Linked DNA regions of Mus musculus: regions 1 and 2 are each linked to region 3. Evidence: chromatin loops called from intact Hi-C (ENCODE). Cell type or tissue: heart. All regions are shown on one strand.

Region 1 (2,500 bases), 86 kb after region 3:
CTATATTATGGTTCATAATAGTAGCAAAATTACAGTAATGAAGGAGCAATGAAATAATTTTATGGTTAGGGTCACCACACCATGAAGAACTGTATTAAAGGGTCACAGCATCAGGAAGGTTGAGATCCACTGCTCTAGAGGAAGAGCTGAGGTGTCAGAGGACCTTATGGGACAAAAACACACAGCCATGCCTGGAAAACACTATGTGATGTCTATCAGGGCTTGTCACCACCAGCAATGACCTTAGGGGTTAGAATCAGATACTAATGTAGTTCTTCATTTGTTGTTTTGCTGTGTGGGACATTAGGACCCAGAGCCTCATGCCTGCCAAGCAAAAACTCTACCACTGGGTTGCTTCTCAGCCCACAGTCCAGGAAAGTGGAGCCCAAGGGAAAGAGCTTAAAATCACAACATCTAGTAGGTAACAAGAAATACCATAGAAATAACCCAGATGCTCATGCCTTGTGGGAGTTCTAAGGTATTTCAGAAAGGCCTTTGACATTCACATGCCAAAATGTCAGTTTGAACCTCAGTTTGATGTTTTGTTTGTTTGTTTTTGTGACGCTAGCAGATTTGGAGTGATACTAGCAAAACCATGCAGATAACTCACACCCAAGCCATGCCTGCTCTTAGGACTTGCAGGAGAAACAGCACCAGGCCCTGACATCCTGACTCAATGTAACTTCTTCAGAGCAGTGGCTCAGAGGGGGAACAGAACATTGAGCCACTGACAGAAAGGAAAAGGGCTGCCTGTGTGAAGCTTAATTCCTCTACCTCACCTGGAACTGGGACACATTGCCTTGGTCCCAGAGGGCTTAGGTCTATCTATACCCAAGGTGGCCAATCCTGGTTGGGGAGACCCTTGCCTATGTCTCTGGGCTTTTGAGAGCTGAGCCTCCTGAGAGCATTCCTTTGAACTCTATTAATAAGGCAAACTGAACTGTAGCCCCTGCAAATCTTTGCCAGATGTCCCCAGCCTAATTCCCACACCTAAAGAGACATCTGCCTAGCTGGCTCACAGGGAAAGAGGTGGGCTAAGAGGGCCAGCCAAAGACCTCAGGACTTGTTGCCCCAGTAGGCATTGCCCATCTTTCAGAGCCCACCAGGAGGGAAAACTGGCACTCAACAGCCACTCTGTCCCACAGCAGAGCCCAACCAGGAGATTGTCCCGGTTAGGCCAGTCCAGGCCAGCTCCATACAGGCCTGAGGAGGTGACAACCCTATCGACCAGCTCCTCCCGGCCCCCCATTTACATCTTGATTACATTCCTTGGGAAACCATCCAGGCCGCATTCCGCCTGGCAGGCTGCTGGGAAGACCCACAGAGCACTATGGCAACGCTGGAGGGGCCTGCCGGGCCTGCCCGGCAGCAAGGAACCGTTCCACCAGGCTGAGGAACCTCCCTTATAGGGCCAGCCTGGATTCCTCAACTCCACCAACTGCAGCCTGCCCTACACCATCCAGAATGTCCCTGCCTCAGCCTGATTCACCTCTGTATCTCCAGCCAGCCCTCTCTGCAGGGTGCATCACAGAGCAGAATCCAGTACAATGTGGCCTAAAGCCTTCAAGGCCTTCTCTTGGTTTCATCTTTCTCCAAAGCCACTTCCTCTCTGGCACAAGCAGCAAGCCTCGGGTGTGAGGTGAGCATTGGAGGATGTGGAACTGTCACTGTGGCCTTGGCATTGCCCTTCCTAGTTGTCTCGTCTTGTGGAAAACAGTCCTTTATTAGGATCCCACCGAGTCACAGAGAACCCAAAACCAAGCAGTAAGTCCCATACGCTGTTCCCATTTTCCTAATTTGGTAGGAAATACTTGACTACTTGTGGAACCCTAAAAGCGCATCCACAGATCCTTCAGCTCTCAAGACATCAGAAGCCCTCTCTAATGTCCCTCTCCAGGCAAAGGAATGAGCCTTGTGTTGCCCTTGCGTCTCTACATGCCCAGGGACCCCAAAGAAAAGACAGAGTTCTGAGAGAAGCAGCTGACTAAGTCCCCACCCCTTCTAGCTCTGACACCAGGCTGGGGCTACAGTAAATGGGACCACAATGCTTATGCCCCAGTACACCCCTCCAGTCATTTCCCCGCTTCCTGTCTCCTTCTTTCTCCTCTCTTCCTCCCTTCCTCCTTCCTCTCCTCTTTCTTCAGTCCTTCCTGTGCCATTTTAGCAGCAGAAACCTTGCAGTGAGCCTTTCACTGAAAGCAGAGCCCTGAAGTAGATAACAAATCTGCTCTTCTGGAGGCATCTAGGAGCACTTCAAAGCATCTCATTGGAGAAACAGTTAGTCGGCTAGAGCTACCTATGAAGAGCTGCCAGAGCGTCCATTTAGCATGCACTCCTTCCACCCTCTCTTCTCTATTCCCCTCTGCTCTCTTTGACCTTCCCCTCTCTTCCTTCCTCCCTCCTTGCCTTGCACAGTGCCCAACGGACCTTCCTTACAGAGCCCTCAATTCAATGCAGTTCATCTCAGCCTGCCTTCAGGAGTGGGCAAGGGCTTCATGCC
Region 2 (2,500 bases), 96 kb after region 3:
AGAGTGCCACCTACATTCAGGTGGGCTCTTTCCTGTTGGCTAACCCTCTAGAGAAATACTCGCCCAGATAGAGTCTGATCTGTGCTTTATGAATCCCCCAGGAGCTTCTCAATCCACTCAAGTTGGCAAGATTACCCATCAGAGTGTGTCGCTGAAAACAGAGGAGATTGAAATCAACAGCTGATCTGGGTGAGGAAGCCAGGCATGCGCACAACCAGAAAGCGCGCATTCCAAGCAAGTGCAGCGCCCCTGAGGTGGCAAGGCTGCTGCTGAATGGGTTGAAGTATAGAAAAGAGGCCATGCAGGCTGCCAAAGGGACATTCCAGGTAAATCTGGGAGAGGAATGCACACTAAATCAGGGCTGGGTGGGCAAGCCATGGTGAAGGTTTGGCTCTTATTCAAAGTGAAATGAGGAGACAGGACAGGGGTCTCAGCAATGTGACAGTCACTTGCCTACATTTTAGCAGAATCGCTTTGGCTGCTGTCATACAAGTAGACTGATGTAGAAATAATTAAAAAAGGAGAGACAAGGAAGCAGTTTAGAAGCTATGACAGTAATCCCGGTGATGTATCTCAGACCTAAGTGGCAGTGGAAGTGAAAAGAACTGTCCTTTCTGCTTTGACTGCTTGCTGGGCTCAGATGTTGCACCAAATCCAGAATGATCTGTGGCAAGCATCCCACTTTGGTGAGAAGATGGCATGCAGTGTGTCCTGCTGTGGGGCTACCCTTCTTCCCTGTACGACCTTTGTGTGGGGTATTCACTATTGGATTCCTCCAGGGCTTAGAGCAGGGGTTGCTTGACTGGAGCTGAGCGCAGGAATGAATGTGGTGGAAGTACAGACAGGGGAGTAAGGAATTCAACCCAATCGTGGGAGGAAAAGGGCGGGGATGGGTGGACAGAAGTGATCTGCTCATTAAGCCAAGCCCAGAGGAGTAATTTCTGCCTCAGAACATATGCGCAGGCGCAGACCAGCCCTTATCTCAGCCTCGCTGATGGAATTTGGGTGTAACTATTCTTCCCATTGGTCACAGGAAAGAGATCCCGCTTGGGTAGGATTCCTCCCCTCTTAGAAAGGAAGCTAGTCCAAGAGAAGGCATAGAGCTAGTGTTCCTCAGCGGGAAACAGAACCCAAAGCATGGGCCCATCTTAGTCCACTCTACATCACCCTGTCTTCCTGGTACACTCCTGTGCCTCCTACACGTTTCATTCTCATTTGATAACTCAGCAACTTGTCTTCCCAAGTTCTTTGTTCCCTTTCCTCTGCTTTCCCCTAGAGCGATCCACCAGCCCCTGGGTTCCTTGAAAACCCTTGCTTCATTCAGTGCAAATGCCCTCTTAACCTTGAAATGTCTCGAACATTTTTCTTAGCAAGATTCCAATTCCCTGAAAAACATACCCCCTGATGGCTGCAGTCAGCATGGGAGCCTCACTTTCCCTTTAGCTAGAGGGTTGGGAGCTTGACTGACTCTGACCATGGATGCCCCATTTTCTCTGCCTTCCATGAGTAGTATATCCTGAACCACTAACACTAAGGTTTGGAAAAGGGCTCATAAAGACTTATCAAGCATACTGCCAATAAAATAGTAATGTTTTAGCGAGCATTTCGTGGATTCAGGTTTTAAATGGGGCAGATTAAGCCAGTACCTCCAGTACTGCCTGCCAGCCCCAAGTCTCATGGAAACCTTAGAAAAGGGATCTGAATATGTGCTGTTAAAGGATTACATGTAGGATAAGAGTCAACTACGACAAAATGGTGTGCGGTGAGGAGGAGAGAGATGAGAGCTAGAGCTGACTTGGCAGGGAACACAGGCACAGGCCTCACAGAAGAGGCATCCCAGACACTTCTGAAGATGATGGGGTATTCATGCCGACAATACATGGCATGACTGAAAGTCCCACGACACAGAATTGGCCTTCTTGCACCTTGCCAGAGCACTGGAAATTTGTTTCCTAGGGAGGCTGGACACAGAGGCAACACAACAGTCCTGCTTCCAGAATCTCTGGAGTAGAGTCATCTCTACACTGAAGCACAAAGCCTGTGCCCTCTTCCCCTACTCAGCCACAGGAGCCAAGCATCCATGTTTCTCCCACACCTCACCAGAGCGATATTTGACTGTTCCCTTAAAGGCCAGAAAACTCACTGCCCGTTGAAGACTGCTGGGATCTGCATGGAGATTTCTAATCCTCTTGTCACTTCCCAACCCTTAAAAATGAGTGGCTAGCCAAAGACCACCAGACATTTCAGAAAAGTCTTCAATGTCCAAGACAAAGGCCATACAAACAGAAAAGCCAACTCAAAGGAAACAACACAGAGTCAAGGCGTAAAAGAAAATTAAGCTAACAATCATACTTTGGTGACTTCAGCAACAAAGGTCACCTTGTACTCAAGCCACATGCTGTGTAGCCACTACAGTGATACTCTATGTCATCCATCGTCAGGACTCCAGCTGAAGGAGCAGCTTTCAGTCTGGGACACCATTAGACTCATAAAAGAAGGA
Region 3 (2,500 bases):
CTGACCTGGGGGTGGGGTGGTGGGGGGAGTCAAACTGGATTCTCCTTACAGACAAAGAGGGGTGGTACAGGCATCCCTTGCCTAGTTTTCTCATCTACCCAGGGGCTAGCTGAGTGTTGGGAAAAGCAGGCTTGGCATTAAGCTGGGCTCCATTGGAAGACGTGAGTTACTAAGAAACAAGAATTCTGAGAGAAAGAGAGCTGAGTTAGTTCATTAGGGCGACTGGGGACCTTTGTGGCGATGTAGAGGCTCCCTACCCCTGGGCAGCTTTGTCTGTTGCCCAAGCAATGGTCCATGAAAGCAGCCTGGGCTGGTGGTGGTGCAAGGGGCGGGCGGGGGGGGGGCGGCCGAGGGGGGTGCAGGCCAACTGTGGCAGGAGGGAAGGGAGCCCAGCAGGGCCCAAGCCCTGAAGCCATCCCACCCCAGCTCTGAGAACTGCACAGAGGTGGCTGCATAGCCAGGCTGGAACCCCGAGGGGCACTATGCTAGGATGTTGGCTGCTCTGAGCATACGCGATTCTCCTCCAGCCAGTTTTGGTAAGAAGAGCTGGGGATTCATTCCTCTGTGACAAATGTTGGAAACTGAGGTCCCGAGAGCTGATTAACCAGGCTTAAACTACTGAGTAGCCCAGGCAGAATTTGAATCCTAGCTGAATTGGACACAGGAAGAAAGCGCAGGTTCTGAGCGGAAGTCTGGGGCCAAACTGGAGGGCCACGGCTGACAGGGCAGAGTGGGCACAGGCTGCCCGGGAGGGAGAGCTGTGTGTGTTTGTCTGTCTTTTTGTAGGCGTGTGTGTGCCTGCGCGCTTCTGTGTGCGTCTCTCCCGGTGGCTGTTCTGCTTCCTCAGCAAGCCCTTCCCTCCCCCCTCCACTTCGTTTTTTCTTTCTTCTTCGCCTTATTCCTCATTGTCGTCTTCTTTTTAATGAGACTTAATTAGCATCGAGTTCCTCCTCCCTCTCCCTCTCCGCCCAGTCTCCGCCCCTGTCTTCCCCTCCTTCTCTGCCCTCCCCTCCCTCCTCTTCCCTCCTCCCGAGGTACAGGCCAAGCGATCTGACGAATGCACTTGAGAACAAAGCGCCAGGCTAATTCGGGGCCTGCTCAGGAAGCCGGGGCTGAGCTGAGATAATGGGTCTGAAATAGCCCGGCACAATTATGTTTCCTCAGCCTGTGGCCAGGCGGGTGCAGGCTCAGGCACTAGGGCGGACAACAGGGCGCCTGGCGCAGGGCACCAGATGTGGCTTGCTCACGGTGATGAGGGCCACGCTTCAGCACCTAAAGCCACCCTTTGCTGGCTCTCTTTGGACCGTCTCTCCCTCTGGGAGGCCTCCAGTCTCTAGCAGGGAGACTCCAAGGGTCACTGAGGATCACACACTCAACCACAGTCACCAGAGAAGTTCATGGAAAAGCTGAGTCCAGAATCCCAGAAGCCAGGCTCACTGATATCACTTCCTCTTGCTTGGCTTTGCTGTTACACGGAAGGTATAGGACAGGGCTTAGGGCCACTGGTAAGGCCTCTCTAGGAAAACAGAGCCTTCCAGAATGGCCAGAGAAGGGACAACTGGGGCTGTTCCGGCATGCCAATCATAACAGGACATTGGCTCGGGGCCCATCAGAGGGATAGCTTAGATGTCACTTAGGTATCCTCTGCATGTGTTTCCTGAATCCCATCCGGAGCTTGATGCCAGACTGAGGACAGATGAGTGAGGAGAATCTGGCCTAGGCGGAACAGGGATCCCCTGTCACAGGGATCTGCCCCCTCTCGCCTCTCTGCCCTGCCATCCTGTCTTGATGACAGACACAGCCTGGAGGCTGACAATGAGAAGAGACATGCGCTTTTAGTACTCCCAGGTGACTGTCAAGGCCTCTGGCCTTCCCACACCCAGAACTGGTGGCCTATTTGTAAACATGTGTCCATTTTGCTTCACTCTGCATCCACCCAGTAGCCAGGCTCAGTGCCAGGCTAACTCGGAGAAACTGAGAGGTACGGTGTGGTGAGACTCTGTGATGACAATTAAGGCCAAGAAGCCCTGCAGGGATGACAGGGATGGGCACCAAGGAACGCTTCTGCCAGAAGGTCCCATTTGAGTTAGCAGTGGAAGCGGCAAAGGGCTCTTCCAGTGAAAGGGGAACTAGAGAAGGCATGGGGGGCTTGCACACAGACTTGTCTAGACCTGGATGGGCAGTCATCCCTGTAAGGGTCACTTCCCGATTCCTCACTATCAGCCCCCAGCTCTAACCATACTGGCACCACCTGAACCTCAGTCCTGGACTACTGTTCTCTGAACAGAACCCAGGGCTTCCTGCTGGCGTCGTGTGTCCTCCTGTTGCTTAAGCCTGCTGCCCTCAGCTCTGGCTCCTCTCTTTGACCACGGCAGTCCTAGAGGTGAATGGGTGAGTCTTGCTCTATGTACCTATACTCAGATGCAGCCTGGCACAGCAGCTTGCATTTCTTTGGTGCTGTCCTGCCTCTCAGACTGTTTGGGGCTTCATATACCATTCT

Evidence for each region. Hi-C counts contacts between places; a loop is a spot of excess contacts. Peaks named below come from ENCODE experiments on the same cell type or tissue, not always from the same donor. Only the 100,000 strongest peaks of a DNase experiment are listed, where the experiment ranks them.
Region 1: a loop joins it to region 3, with 2.0 times the contacts of the local background. A loop is called at or near these places in 6 of 42 quality-filtered maps.
Region 2: a loop joins it to region 3, with 4 times the contacts of the local background. A loop is called at or near these places in 6 of 42 quality-filtered maps.

Annotation. Positions count from the first base shown.
Region 1 is chrX:99,284,535-99,287,034 of GRCm38, forward strand. No RefSeq gene overlaps it. Among named protein-coding and RNA genes, the nearest start is that of Gm39528, 2.4 kb to the right of the region's middle. In heart, no CTCF peak of the experiment used is centred here; a DNase peak (open chromatin) is centred at 1,187; H3K27ac peaks cover 2,174 bases.
Region 2 is chrX:99,293,982-99,296,481 of GRCm38, forward strand. It overlaps Gm39528 (a long non-coding RNA gene), which reads left to right. Exons shown (of 3, transcript XR_878181.2): 2 at 102-326. Among named protein-coding and RNA genes, the nearest start is that of Gm30649, 3.6 kb to the left of the region's middle. In heart, no CTCF peak of the experiment used is centred here; a DNase peak (open chromatin) is centred at 940; H3K27me3 peaks cover 1,736 bases.
Region 3 is chrX:99,198,308-99,200,807 of GRCm38, forward strand. Gm46674 (a long non-coding RNA gene) reads left to right here and starts at 394. Exons shown (of 3, transcript XR_001782764.2): 1 at 394-536; 2 at 2,288-2,500. In heart, no CTCF peak of the experiment used is centred here; DNase peaks (open chromatin) are centred at 1,074 and 1,564; H3K4me3 peaks cover 1,165 bases; H3K27ac peaks cover 2,500 bases.